2 separate regions of the Homo sapiens genome follow, and region 1 is linked to region 2. Evidence: read pairs that join two places in POLR2A ChIA-PET (ENCODE). Cell type or tissue: PC-9. All regions are shown on one strand. Links, peaks and the distances in the headings refer to the core of each region. The heading gives the core; the rest is flanking DNA.

What was found. Peaks named below come from ENCODE experiments on the same cell type or tissue, not always from the same donor. Only the 100,000 strongest peaks of a DNase experiment are listed, where the experiment ranks them.
Region 1: POLR2A ChIA-PET joins it to region 2 with 5 read pairs; 1 of 35 experiments calls an interaction of 5 or more read pairs at or near these places.

Annotation. Positions count from the first base shown.
Region 1 is chr22:35,565,369-35,572,848 of GRCh38, forward strand. No RefSeq gene overlaps it. Among named protein-coding and RNA genes, the nearest start is that of RASD2, 28 kb to the left of the region's middle. In PC-9, for the core only: no CTCF peak of the experiment used is centred there; a DNase peak (open chromatin) is centred at 4,203; H3K27ac peaks cover 805 bases.
Region 2 is chr22:36,376,018-36,383,497 of GRCh38, forward strand. The region is part of intron 1 of MYH9 (myosin heavy chain 9); the gene reads right to left. Among named protein-coding and RNA genes, the nearest start is that of MYH9, 8.2 kb to the right of the region's middle. RefSeq lists enhancers at 1,388-1,467, 3,834-3,983. In PC-9, for the core only: no CTCF peak of the experiment used is centred there; a DNase peak (open chromatin) is centred at 3,844; H3K4me3 peaks cover 768 bases; H3K27ac peaks cover 3,221 bases.

The sequences.
Region 1 (7,480 bases), core at 1,218-6,217, 810 kb before region 2:
ACATGCATTTACAGCCATGCACACACACGGACATACAAATGCTTGCACACACATGTGTATAAGCACACACAACATGCATGCATACAGAGGCACAGCAGGCACAGGCTTGCCCACACACTCTGCCAAGAACAAGTCAGGAGGAGGAGGAAGGTAGACACATCATTCTTCTCCCTCTAGTTCAAATGACTTCTCTTCCTTGGCACAAACTTTTGTTTTGATATCTTTTGTTATTTTTTTAGATCGCAAAGACATGGGATGGAAACCAAATCCCTGGGGTTTCCAGATGGAAGATGTGGTTTCTAACAACGCATCTACTTAGGCAAACTGGAATAGCAAAAGAATCTGGAGGCCTCTTGGAGTGTTTGTGATATCTGCAGCACCCCTCCAACTTCTCCTCCCCCTCTCACCCGCCTACCCCACCACAGGGAGGCAATGCAGGGCTGGACGCCCTGCTCTTGCTGCTAACTGCAGCTCTGCCATCTTTTCACTGTGTGAACTCAATCAATCCCCTCCCCATCTCTGGTCCTTCCAGATTTGATGGGGAGTGGATAGACCGAGGTTCAGTTATCCCCATACACAGATGAAGAAATCGTGGCTGCAATAGGTGAAGAGGGCCTCCTGAAGGTCATACAACCAGAACCCACATGTTGCAGCTTCCTCCCAGTGCCCATCGCTACGGGGCTTCTCGTGCTTGAATGTGCATATGAATCTCCCTGGGGTCTTGTTAAAGTGCAGACTCTGATTCAATAGGTCTGAGGTGGACTTAAGCTTCTTTCTAACAAGCTTCAGTTTTAAGATTCTTTCTGGCTGGGTGCGGTGGGCCCATGCCTGGAATCCCAGCACTCTGGGAGGCGGAGGCGGGCGGATCACCTGAGGTCAGGAGTTTGAGACCAGCTTAGCCAACACGGTGAAACACCGTTTCAACTAAAAATGCAAAATATTAGCCAGGCATGGTGGTGCGCACCTGTAGTCCCAGCTACTCAGGAGGCTGAGGCACGAGAATCGCTTGAACCTGGGAGGCAGAGGCTGTAGTGAGCCAAGATCGTGCCATTGCACTCCAGCTTGGGCAACAAGAGTAAAACTCCGTCTCAAAAAAAAAAAAAGATTCTTTCTGACAAGCTCCAAGGTGATGCTGATGCTGCTGGTCTGTGAGTATACTTTTACTAGAAAATTATGTCACTCAGACCAGGCACCGTGGCTCACGCTTGTAATCCCAGCACTTTGAGAGGCTGAGGCGGGCGGATCACGAGGTCATGAGTTTGAGACCAGCCTGGCCAACTTGGTGAAACCCCATCTCTACTAAAAATACAAAAATTAGCCAGGTGTGGTGGTGCATGCCTGTAATTCCAGCTACTCAGGAGGCTGAGGCAGGAGAATCGCTTGAACCCAGGAGGCGGAGGTTGCGGTGAGCCAAGATTGTGCCATTGCACTCCAGCCTGGGTGACAGAGCAAGACTCGTCTAAAAAAAAAAAAAAAAAGAAAAAAAGAAAGTTATATCACTCTTCCATGGTTTTTAAAAAGGTGTAATGGGGCTGAGGTTTGACTCTCCTGCACAGCTCCCCACTCCCCTGGCTGGGACAGTGATGACAGCATCTTGTGTCCTCCCTTTCTCTTTGGTTCTAGGCCCCTGGTGCGACCCACCTCCCCTTCCTGAGCCATTTCCTCACCTATCCCACCTTTGGAGCTGAGGATGCTCAGTGGGATGGAGATCTGATTCCGCACGCTCCGAGTGCCTTGCTACCTGGATGCCTAGGACACATCCCTTCTCCTCCTGAAGCCTCAGTTTCCCCATCTGTACAGAGAGTGGGTTAGATTTGTCCTCAGAACTGGCTGCACCTCAGAAGCACAGGCAGAGTTTTTACGAAGTACCCTGGCCAGGATGCCACTCAGATTTTATTTCATTGGATGGGGGTGAGGCCCAGACGTGGATATTTTTAAAAAGCTGCCCAGGTGATGCCAACGGGGTGCCAGGGTTGAGAAGCACAGATCTGGTGATCGCTAAAGGTCAGCCCAGCGCCGACTGTCAGAGTGTGTGGTCCCATGGCCAGGTCTGCACACTGACACCATGCTGTCCTATGCAGCGCTCAGAAGCAGATTGGAAAAGTCTCAAAAAGATCTCAGTGCAGCTATTAGACAAGGTCACGCGCCCCCTCATGGGAAACGGCTCTTGAGTTGATGATCAGGATACAGACCCTGGCAGAGAGCTGAACTTTCTTTTCTGCTGACTGACACATGATGAATACTTTAATTAAAGACTCAACCCCACACATCAATCATCAGCAGACCTCCCCCACCAATGTGCCCTCCCACGGGAGGGCTGGAAAAGCTGTCTCTGTGTGCCAGGTGGGACAAGGGGAGGGTGCACCCAGGCTGCCGCTGAGCGCTGGGAGTTAACCTGACATCATGTCCAAACAGGGGGCCCGATTAGCAGGAGGACCCTTGGCTGCCTCACAGCAGAGACAGACCCATGAAAAGATTTTCTTGAAGCCAGCCGGTTGTACGTCTGTACAGTCCAGAGGTTTCCATAGCGACCCGTCTCTTCCTAAGGCTGACAATGGGCTCCAGCACCAGGGGAAGGCTTTCAACGTCCTGAGGATCCCAGCCCGAAATGGATGGGCTGAGCCTGTCTAATCTTGGCTCCACTGGTCCCTCGAGGCACGTCCTTTCAGAAAGGACACTGAACAGGCGGCAGCCCCGCCCCCACTGAGCCCTCAGAGGATGGGAAAGCAATCTTTAGGATGACAGCAGTTAGCGGGTACCTCTCCGTGGTCCCTCTCCACCAATTAGGGCGGTGGATAAGCAGCTGTACCCTGAAGTTAGACCACCCAGGATTCAAATCCCGGCTCTGCCACCTGGGTAACTATGGGCAAGTGACTTGATAGCTGCCTGCCTCAGTCTCCCCAACTGTGAAATAGGGATAATAATACTATCCTCTTCATAGGACTCTTTTGAGGATTACCTGAGTTCATTAAGGGAAGTCCTTACTACAGAATCCGGCACATTGCTCTCATTTTTTACAGCCCAATAGTCATAGATCATGAGACGGTCTCAGTCCCCAGGCTAGAAGGGCTATGCCAGGCCCCCAGTCTCTCCACTGCCCAGGGCGGTGTTTCTGAGGCTTGACCTGGAGGATTTTTAGTCACCCCAATGTCCAGTGCACCCTCCATCTGTGCACCAGGATCTCTGAGGGTGGGACCCAGGCATCTCTTTTTGGAAAACTTTGCAGGTAGTTTCAATGCTTAACCAAAGTTAAGAACAATGGAAATCTGTCAGCTTTTGTGCCTGTAAGGTTTATTTGGCCTGAGTCGTGAGACCCCATGGAGCTCCTGCAGCCTGTGTGGAATCAGGGGAGGGAGGAGTGGACACAAACAATATTTGCACAGTACTAGGCACCCTTTGTGTGCTCATTCATTCATTCATTCCACACAAGCACTTATGCACTTACAATGTGCCCATGCTGTGCCGATAGCCAGGAATGAGACAGAGGGGCCCCGCCCCATGGCACTTACTGACCCGTAGGGGAGGCAGACATTTATGGTTTATCACACAAACACGCTGGCAATGATAAGAACCACACAGAGCAGCTGAAGTGGTCAGGTGGCTTCCCATTCCAGGTGAGATCTGGAGGTTGCGGGGCAGTTAGCAAGTGGGAGAGAGCTGCATGCGGGGAAGGTGGGAGGCGTTGCAGGAAAGGTGAGGGAGACACAGCTGAGCTGTGGTGCTGGCCAGCTGGGGCCTTGCGCCTTATCCGGGCACTGTGACGGCCACTAACAGGTTTTAAGTACCGGAATGACATGATCGGATTTGTAATTTAACTAGATCCTTCTGACTGCTGTTGGGGGAACAGACTGTCAACCTCACAACAGCACTGTCAGCTGAGTATTAGACAAATGATGAACCTGGGCCCAGGGAGCTGAGTCACTCATCAGAGACGTGTGGCTAGCAAGCAACAGAGGCCAGGCCCATCCCAGGCCCCTGCTCTCAGATCTGGGTTCTTTGCACCCCCTCCCCTGGCTGTGTCCATCTCTCTCTCTGCTCCCCGTTTCGTCCCCATTATCTCAGGATCGACTCCAAACTCCCTGTGAGACAATACGATCATCCACATTGGATGACAGCCTTTCTCAAAGCCTCTGTGAGCACAAGTCTTCATTCTTTAGGGATCACTCTGATTTTGAGAAGCAGCCAAAGGCTTTCCAAGCCAAACTTGGCAGGATAAGGTAGGTGATTATATTAGTCACCTATTGCTATGTCACAAATTGCCCCAAAACTTAGTGGCTTAAAACAACAATAAACCTTAATTCTTTCACACATTTCTGTGTGTCAGGAATTGGGAGCAGCTGAGCTGCATAGTCTAGTTCTGGTCTCTCCTCTTTCCCAATGCCTCAGTTTCCCCAATTATAAACCAAGGTGCTTGAACCGGACCCTAATATCCCTCTTAACCTTGGTGCTTCCAGAAAAGGTTTGATTCTCCCACTCTTGCCAATTCCTCTTCCTCCTTAGGCGGTGGGCCCAGGCTCACAGAGAACTGCAGGTCATTAGCCAAACTTTTTTTTTCTTCCACAAAGAGCTTCGGCCTATAGCTGGGCGCTTTCTACCTACCTGCTGCAAAGGGCCGGAGGTGAAACCCTGAACCTGAGATGAGGTCAGAGCAAAAACCCAAAATGTCATCCCCCAAGACTCCTGAGCTGTGGCGGGGTGCACTGAGAATGGGTTGCAGACTTCCTTGTGGTCCGCTGCGGGGCCACTAACTGCTCTGAAGTGTCTTTGCCCTGAGTTCTCTGAAACACTGAGCACCTAAGGGAGAGCAGGCACGCGGCAGATGGGTGACAGCAGCCAGGCACACCTGCCGCACTCCGATCCCTCCTGGCTAGGGGCTAGGCATCTTGGAACGCTTACGAACGGGGTCTTCAGCTCTGCAGCCCCCAATCTCAAGACAGCTGGCTCTGTTCTGCCCATCAGGTCCTGAACCCGGAGGCAGGACCTGAAATACCCCAAGGCAGGGACTCACATCCACTGACCTGCTGTGTATCTGGGATTAACTGGAGTCTGGAAGACAACGGGGAGCCTCCAGCTCACCCCCAAAATGAAAGACAGCTCCTGGGGAGCTTATCATTTAGTAGGACAGATGGATAGTTGCCAAATAACCACGCAGGTAAAGGGACCATCACAAGTCTAGCAAGGGCTATGAGGAGCACAGTGGAGCTGGCTGTTAGTGGAGGGCCCCTGGCGAGGCCTCCTGGGGAAGGGATGGTTCAGCTGAGCTTACATCACAGGCAAAAATAAAATAGGGAAAAGAATATCCACCCTCCAAGGGCCCATTTAACTTAGCAAGGGAGAAATGGGGCAGGGAGATTAATGGAAAGAAGGAATTTGGTGGCCGTGCAGCAGGGTCCTGAGCGTCAGCGGCCCGTCATCCCAGTGTTCCTGGGAGGCCAGCACTGGGAGGCACTGGCATCCCAGCCAGCAGCCAGGGTCAGGATTCTAGCCAAAGAGACCTGTCAGGGCCTTGGCACCACCTTGGAGGGACTGCACCGTTCCGCTATCCATTGCTCCTGGAAGTGGCATTACCCTGCCTCCTGGCTGGTGCCGGCCCCTCTGAGCCTCAGCCTTGCTGCTGCTTCCCTGGCTGCATCAGATGCAAGTGGAACAGCAACAGGCCGGCACCCCCAGGGCTGTGTTCGGCCCCTCCGAGAGTCTGCCCTCTGTGGAGTGGAGTCCGGCTAGGACCGTCTTGGCCGCATGCTGAAAGCAGCCCCCAACCCCTCTGACCTACCAGCAACCCACCCACCAGCACGTGGTTGCAGCCTGCTTCTTGGGTCTCCCTGTTCTTGGTGCTTCACCCACCCAAGGCAGGTCATATCTCTCCCGGAGCCAGACCTTCCAAAGGCTTCCCACTTCACCCAAACAAACCCAAGATCCTTCCCCAGGCCTCCGAGGCACCGGCACATCTCTGGCCTCATCTGCTACTCCTCAACCCAGACCTCCTTGCTGTGCCTCCAACTCACAGGTACAGGCAGCCACAGGGCCTTGGTACCTGCTTTCCCCAATGACTTTTCTTCCAAATACACACGCGGCTTCATCTGTCACTTCCTCCACATCTCTGCTTAAATCCCGTCTATTCAAAGAGGGCTTCTTAGCTACTCCATCCAAAATAACCCCTCGGGCACTCTTTACTCCCCCTCTCTGCTTTTCTTCTTTATAGCATCTATTGCATTATATATATATATGAAATAAAAATTTTATTTATTATTTGTGTCTCCCCTAGAATGTAAATCTCAAAGCTCAGAACACTGGTTTTGTTCACTGCTATATGCCCAGTGCCGGCCAGATGCGGTGGCTCACGCCTGTAATCCCAGCACTTTGGGAGACCAAGGCGGGCAGATCATCTGAGGTCAGGAGTTCGAGACCAGCTTGGTGAACATGGTGAAACCCTGTCTCTACTAAAAATACAAAAATTAGCCAGGCATGGTGGTCCACATCTGTAATCCCAGCTACCCGAGAGGCTGAGGCAGGAGAATCACTTGAACCCAGGAGGTGGAGTTTGCAGTGAGCCGAGATCATGCCACTGCACTCCAGCCTGGGCAACAGAGCGAGACTCAGTCTCAAAAATAAATAAATAAATAAATAACCCCAGTGTCTATAGCATGGCCTGACGTATAGGAGGCCCTCAGAAAATATTTGTTGAATGAACAAATGAATCAAGCACAAATTAGGTTGTCAAAATACAGAATGGATGGGGGAGAATGCTATGATTGCCAAAATTGTGCCGAGTTGTTGGGTGGCAAATGTTTGTTGAATGACTATATGAATATATATTGACTGGGGGTGCCATAGGAAGAGTGCTCCTGCTGGGTACATGTCCCAGCTCTGCCACTGATGAGATAGGCCTGTCATAGGCCTATTCATGCCTATCTCCTTTTGAGGTCTTGATCTTCATCTGTGTAATATGAGAGAATTGTGTTAATATCAGGTCATTTTTTTTTCCATTTTTTAAAGCAGCTTTGAGGTGAAAACACACATGGCAACCCAATGGATAAAGCGGAGGTGGTGGTGTTGAAGGCAGGAATCTTAGAACCCTGTCCATTTGGACTCCTTTCTTTCCCTCCTCCCCTGTGCCCCAAGGTGGTTGGAAAGGCCCCTTCTGAGAACGGTTGAACTCCCCTGGACTCACAGTTCCCTAAATCCTGGTAGTAAATTGCATCTTTGTTTAGCAACTATTCATCACCAGCTCTGTCAGTTGATGTTGACTTGACTGCGTGACTTTATTTTCCCCCAAAATGTGGGCCCGTGTGACAACGTGATGGATTCCAGTGGAGGCTTTAAGAGGCGTTGCAAGTTCCTCCTACCACCTTGCACTCCTGCCCTGGGCCCTGGGATGAGAGACACGTGGACCAGGCCTGACTCTGGCCACAGCCCGCACTAGAGCTTGTGGCAGCAGTTCCCCCTGCCACTGGCACACAACCTGAGGAAGAAATAAAGA
Region 2 (7,480 bases), core at 1,366-6,365:
GTGATGAAATCTCAGCTCACTGCAACCTCCGCCTCCCAGGTTCAAGCAATTCTCCTGCCTCAGCCACTCCAGTAGCAGGGATTACTGGCATGCACCACCACACCCGGCTAATTTTGTATTTTTAGTAGAGACGTGGTTTCACTGTGTTGGCCAGGCTGGTCTCGAACTCCTGACCTCAGGTGATCCACCCACCTCAGCCTCCCAAAATGCTGGGATTACAGGCGTGAGCCACCGTGTCCGGCCAGTAAACTTTAATAATTATAATTAATAACGAGACTGTGATGGGACCCAGAGAGCAGCTCTTCCTCCCTTCCATGCCCACCTTCCCATCCTCCCTCCTCCTCCCAGGCAATCCTAGCCTCCAGGAACCTAGCTCAAGATGCTCAGATGTCTCCTGACTCAGGGTAGCATGGGCTTGCCTCAGTATCCCAACTCCCTGTTGGAGGATAAGGCTGCTTGGTGACAGGGACAGGCTGTCAGCCCTCCATCGCTGCTGAGCCCCACCAAGCCAGCACAGTGCAGACCACATAGCTGGAGCTTAGGGAGTCTCTGCGGACTGACTTGGCAAAGGGCAACTCCCTTATACCCAATACTTGGTTCTTAAATATAAAAAATAAAAACTTGAAAATGCCCCCCTACCACCACCTTTCTCCTCCCAGGGATTCCCCGATCAGTGTTCTGTAAAATGAAGAGGTCACTAACCGGCATTCAAAAGCTTTTGGCTATCTAGGCCTCCCTGTCGCAGGCTTAGAACTGAAGACACTGGCTGGGCGCAGTGGCTCATGCCTGTAATCCCAGCACTTTGGGAGGCCGAGGCAGGTGATCACCTGAGGTCTAGAGTTTGAGACCAGCCTAGCCAGCATGGTGAAACCCTGTCTCTACTAAAAATACAAAAATTAGCTGGGTGTGGTGGTGCACACCTGTAATCCCAGCTACTTGGGAGGATGAGGCAGGTGAATCGCTTGAACCCGGGAGGTGGAGGTTGCAGTGAGCCAAGATCGTGCAACTGTACTCTAGCCTAGGCGACAAAGCGAGACCCTACCTCAAAAAAAAAAAAAGTGAAGACACCAATGAGACCTGAACCCCATTTGTGCAATAAGGACTAGGAGCTGACTCTGTCCCAAACACGGAGTTACAGCATAGGGACAGAAATGAAAGAAGACCCCGCCTTTGACCTCCTCACCCGCAGAGGACAGCGAGTTCTCAAATCTTCTCCCCGATTCTGGCCCAGTTAGATTAAGTCACCCAGACTGTCCCAAATGCCTCGTTCTTATGTTTATCTGACAGGAAGCTGCCTTCTCTAGCTCAGTGACTTAATGTGAAACACAGGAAACGTAGTGGCTTTTGAACATAGACAACTCTAAATAAAGGTGCCTCTATCGCTTTGTAACAGCCTTTCTAAAAAAAAAAATACTTAAACCAGCTCAGATCAGTGTAATGAGATGAATTGAACTGTATGGGAAAAGGATGCAAAAGTTGCAGGCATCAGAAACCTCAGCATCAATGCCGGGGGCGAGTTCCAGCAGGTTCCTCAGTCATCTTAATCACCGCACCTTGTTATCAAGGGACAGGCTTGTTGGATAAATACGAAATCTCTAAAACTTGAACCTGGCCGGGTGCGGTGGCTCACGCCTGTAATCTCAGCACTTTGGGAGGCCAAGGCGGGCGGATCATGAGGTCAGGAGATGGAGACCATCCTGGCTAACACGGTGAAACCCCGTCTCTACCAAAAATACAAAAAAATTAGCCGGGCACGGTGGCGGGCACCTTGTAGTCTCAGCTACTCGGGAGGCTGAGGCAGAAGAATGGCGTGAACCCGAGAGGCGGAGCTTGCAATGAGCCGAGATGGTGCCACTGCAGTCCAGCCTGGACGACAGAGCAAGACTCCGTCTCAAAAAAACAAAAAAAAACTTGAACGTGTATTTCCTACCACCTGAGGAGAGATGATGTTATTGTTACTATGAAGAAAAGGAGAAGCTGGACGAGGTGGCTCACACCTGTAATCCTAGCACTTTGGGAGGCCAAGGCAGGTAGATTGCTTGAGCTCAGGAGTTTGAGACAAGCCTGGGCAACATGGCAAAACCCTGTCTCTACAAAAAAAAAAAAAAATTAGCCAGGCCTGGTGGTGCACACCTGTGATCCCAGCTACTTAGGAGGCTGAGGTGGGAAGAATGCTTGAGACGGAGGCCGAGGCTGTAGTGAGTTGCTATCGCGCCACCACATTCCAGCCTGGGCAACAGAGCAAGACGCTGTCTCATAAAAAAAGAAGAGAGATGAAGGGGAGGAAGAGGAGGAACAGACCACTTCACATCCATTTATAATGCTAAGAAAGAGGCTTCTCCACGGTGCAGATGGGAAAACTAAGGCGAGCAGCAGGAGAAAAGGCGGGGGGTCTGCTCCTAGCTCTGCCTGATCCCAAAACTTTATTTTGTTCCTTCTCCCGTGCATTTTGTGTTGAAAATATAACAAATTATCACCGGAGACATTAAGTGACCTAAAGTTACTAGAAATCAGGGCTGGCTGAGGACAGTGGGCAGCAGTGTGGCTTTCTGAATGGCCCACCCTGCTGCCTGGCACCACCCCATGTGAAATATTGATTTTTCGAGCTGTGGGAACTTTCAGCCCAAGTGGTCACGTCCAGCTGGAAGAAGTTCAGAGAAACCCAAAACACTTCCCACCCCATTCCTTAACCCTAGTGCCCCCCAACAAAAAACAACAAAAAAGACGAAGGGAGTAGAAGAATAGACTCTTAAGGAAAGATTAAAGGAGCTCAGTATGTGTTGCTTGGCTAAACAGGGCATAAACATCAAAAAAAAAGAGAGTCACCATTTAGAAAACACGCTTAAATGAAGCCTCCTGATTTGGAAAGGCACTGGGTATGAGCGAAACCAGGGGCCAAGGTTTTCTACCGACTCACAGAATGAGCTTAAGCAAATCGCTTTTTCTCTAATTAGGAAAAAAAAAAAGAAATGTTATTTTAATTATTCCCAACATCTCTTCCAGCCAGGCATTCTATAATTCTAAATCCAGTAGGGAGGGTTTTCATTGTTGTTGCTGATTTTTCTTTTAAGCAGGGGATGATTTCAAATTAGAGTTAAAATGCAAGAAGAAAGGCTCTTCTTTCTAAGGCCCACGTCCTTTTGGTGAGTGGCAACCTACTCAGAGATTAGCTTCGAGCTCCCCCAACACATTAAAAATTGTACAGAGAGGCCAGGCGTGGTGGCTCACGCCTGTAATCCCAGCACTTCGGGAGGCCGAGGCGGGTGGATCATGAGGTCAGGAGATGGAGACCATCCTGGCTAACACGGTGAAACCCCGTCTCTACTGAAAATACAAAAAAAATTAGCCGGGCGTGGTGGCGGGTGCCTGTAGTCCCAGCTACTTGGGAGGCTGAGGCAGGAGAATGGCGTGAACCCGGGAGGTGGAGCGTGCAGTGAGCTGAGATCGCGCCACTGCACTCCAGCCTGGGTGACAGAGCGAGACTCCGTCTCAGAAAAATAAAAAGTTGTACAGAAAGACATCATCTTGGCCTAAGAAGGCAAGAGAGGGACCTCCCTGAGAAGCCCCTTTTCTCCTCTGGGACATACCATAAGGATGGTAAGGGCCTCTGAGAAGTACCAAGGAAGTGACTCGAGGGTGGGGAAGATCAGCTACCTGTAACCCCACTACAGGCCTTAGCCCAACCTGCACGGCAGGAAGCCACACCCTTCCGGAAGGCCCTGCAAAGGCTCCTTCCAGCCACAGCAGGAGGGTCCTGGGCTAGAGATGCAGACAGCCACTGAGGGACTCCCAGCTGCTCCAGCGCTTGGCGGGCTAGCTAAGGGCCTTCTCTGGGGACACCTGCCCGGGTGCTGAATCATCTCAGGCTCGAGAAGCTAATCGTGGGAATGGGAACCTGAGTAATTCCAACAGAAGCCTAGGTTACTTTTTAAAGAGACATGCATCAGAGTGGGCAGCTCCCCTCCTGCCTCCCAAATATTTGGTGCCATCTAAGCACAAGGGACAGGGAGCTGGGTACAGATACAGGCCGCCCGCCCATGCAGTGGCGGTCCCATTTTAGAGCCAGTCTCATAGTGTGTGCTCATGTGTGACTCACACCATTCCCCCAGGAGGCCCGGAGGCTGCCTTGCAGGACCTCAGGACCCTGATGGGGTCTTCCAGACTTCACTCAGGAAAGGAGTCAATCGGGCACAACAGCAGCGCCGGCAGCTCCTCCCAGGGCCCACACCATCCAAGGCGAAAGACAGCCATCCTTGAGAAGGGGGGTAGGGCCCTCCCATTCAAAACACCCCTCTGATCACATCTTCTCAAGAATTTGGGCTTTTCCAGTGTTGTTATACATAAAAACCACAGGCCAGATGTCTTAGGGGAAACTGGGGACAGAGTGGGAAGGGGCATAATAGTGGATGCAATGACCCCAAGTTAAAAAAGAAGGCCAGGTGGCCGGGTGCGGTGGCTCACGCCTGTAATCCCACCACTTCGGGAGGCCAAGCCAGGTGGATCACCTGAGGTCAGGAGTTCGAGACCAGCCTGGCCAACATGGTGAAACCCTGCCTCTACTAAAAATACAAAAATTAGCCAGGCGTGGTGACAGGTGCCTATAATCCCAGCTACTCGGGAGGCTGAGGCAGGAGAATCGCTTGAACCTGGGAGGTGGAGGTTGCAGTGAGCTAAGATCACGCCACTGCACTCCAGCCTGGGCAACAGAGTGAGACTCTGTCTCCAAAAAAAGAAAAGAAAAGAAAAGAAAAGAAAGAAAGCCAGGTATGTGAGGGCCTGGGTTGGGCTTCAGGTTGGGGTGGGCTCCCCAGGACAGGACAGCTTATGATTTGGAGCCAAGCGAATTATGGAAACCTTGCAAGAGGGTATCCCAAAACGCTTTCCAGACACACATGCAGGCTTTCTCTTCTCATACAGCAAAGAAAAATCAATCATCTACCATTTCCCAGAATATGAGGAAGTAGATCAGAAAGGACTTCTGTTTAAGGGGTTACTCTAGTGATGTGACATCATGGGAAGAAAACAGGACCCAAAGGTTTCAAGCACAAAGACCCTTCCCTCTTACCTTGTAAAAGGTAGGCATTCAATATGCAATATGGAACCTAAAGCAATGCACTTTAAAGTTGAGACCTACAGATTAGCCAGCTGGACCCCTTATTTTTATAGTTAAGAAAAATAAGAAATAGCTGAATTTTTTATTCTTTAGGGACAATATGGCCGGGCACACTGGCTCATGCCTGTAATCCCAGCACTTTGGGAAGAAGAAGCAGGTGGATCACTTGAAGTCAGGAGATGGGGACCAACCTGGGCAACATGGTGAAACCCCGTCTCTACTAAAAATACAAAAAAATTAGCTGGGCATAGTGGCGCACACCTGTAATCCCAGCTACTCAGGAGGCTGAGGCAGGAGAATCACATGAACCCAGGAGGTGGAGGTTGCAGTGAGCCGAGATCGATCATGCCACTCCAGCCTGGGCAACAGAGCGAGACTCCATCTCAAAAAAAAAAAAAAAAGTATTGAGTGAAATGTACTGCTCACTCCCTGCTCCTGTTGCCTAGACCCTAGGCAACCACCATTACCAGGGTCTCAGTATCTTTCCAGAAATACTGCATGCACAGAGCAGAGTTTACATACCATGTTTTACACAAAACGAAGCACCATTTACACTACTTTGCGTCTGGTGTTTTTCACTTACAACATAGCTTGGAGAGCACACCCTATCAGTACATATGGATTGACCTCATTTTTCAAAGGGATGCAAGGACTTCCACTGTACAGCTGTACCATGATTTAGTTGACCTTTTTAATAGCACAACTTGTTTCCTGTCATCTTCTATGTCAATGCCGCAATGAAGATTCTCAGACATTTCCTTCAGCACATCTGAGTTTATCTGTGAGATGAATTCCTAGAATATAGTCGGAAGGAGTATGCTTTGACAGATACTGCCAAACAACTTTCTTTTGTTGTTGTTGTTGTTGTTTAATGTAACCCAGAGACAGACTCTCCCTGTGTTGCCCAGGCTGATCTCGAACTCCTGGGCTCAAGCAATCCTCCCCCATTGGCCTCCCAAAGTGCTGGGATTACAGATGTGAGCCACCATGCCCAGCCCCAAACGACCTTCTAAAAAGAGGGTTGTACAATATACACTCCCATCAATAAGGTACCAGAGTGCTGGCCAGGTGCGGTGGCTCACGCCTGTAATCCCAGCACTCTGGGAGGCCAAGGCGGGCGGATCACCTGAGGTCAGCAGTTCGAGACCAGCCTGGCCAACATGGTGAAACCCCATTTCTATTAAAAATGCAAAAATTAGCTGGGCGTGGTGGCAGGCGCCTGTAATCCCAGCTACTTGGGAAGCTGAGGCAGGAGAATCGCTTGAACCCAGGAGGCGGAGGTTGCAGTGAGCCGAGATCACACCACTGCACTCCAGCCTGGGCAACAGAGCGAGACTCAGTCTCAAAAAACAAAAAAAAGAGTGCCTAGGAAATTAAAATTACTTGATTTTGCTGGGTGTGGTGGCTCATGCCTATAATCCCAGCACTTTGGGAGGCCAAGGCGGGTGGATCGCCTGAGGTCGGAAGTTCGAGACCAGCCTGGCCAACGTGGTGAAACCCCATCTCTACTAAAAATGCAAAAACTAGCCGGGTGTGGTGGTGCACCCCTGTAATCCTGGCTACTCGGTAGGCTGAGGTAGGAATATTGCTTGAACCCAGGAGGCAGAGGCTGCAGTGAGCCAAGATCATGCCACTGTACTCCAGCCTGGGCAACAGAGTGAGACCCCATCTCAAATAAAGAAATAAATAAATAAATAAAATTACTTAATTTTTCAGTTTTTCAGGCACTCCCATACATAACTTGTGGGCACATAAACTGGTATGATATCTTTGTAGGGAGATACGGCACCTCCTCGGAAATCAAACCTGGCCAGGTGCAGTATTTCACACCTGTAACCCCAGCACTCTGAGAGGCTGAGGCAGGAGGGTTGCTTGAGCCCAGGGGTTTGAGACTAGCCTAGGCAATACAGCAAGATCCCATCCCTACAAAAAACACAAAAATTAGCCAGGTGTAGCAGTGTGCACTTGTAATCCTGGCTACTCAGGAGGCTGAGGCAGAGAATTGCTTGAGCCCAGGAATTTGAGGCTGCAGTGAGCTATGATCATGCTACTGCACTATAGCCTGGGCAACAGAGCAAGACCCTGCTTCAAAACGAAATCAAAAAACAAAAAGGAAATCAAACCTCCCCTCACCCAGAGCCAGAGTTGGAAGTAAGGTCTCCAGTCACCCAAGTCCAGTGCTCTTCCTGTATCACCCTTTGGCTATCTCCCAGACCACAGGAAACCATGTGTTTGAACTGAAACCACAGTCTGCACACCTTCTGTCCCAGCCGGGGCCCTGTGAAGAGGTTACTCAGCAGAAGTTCATCACCAAGTGCATCCAAAAGCATCAGCAGATGGGCCTCATAGCCACTTGTGAATAGGCAG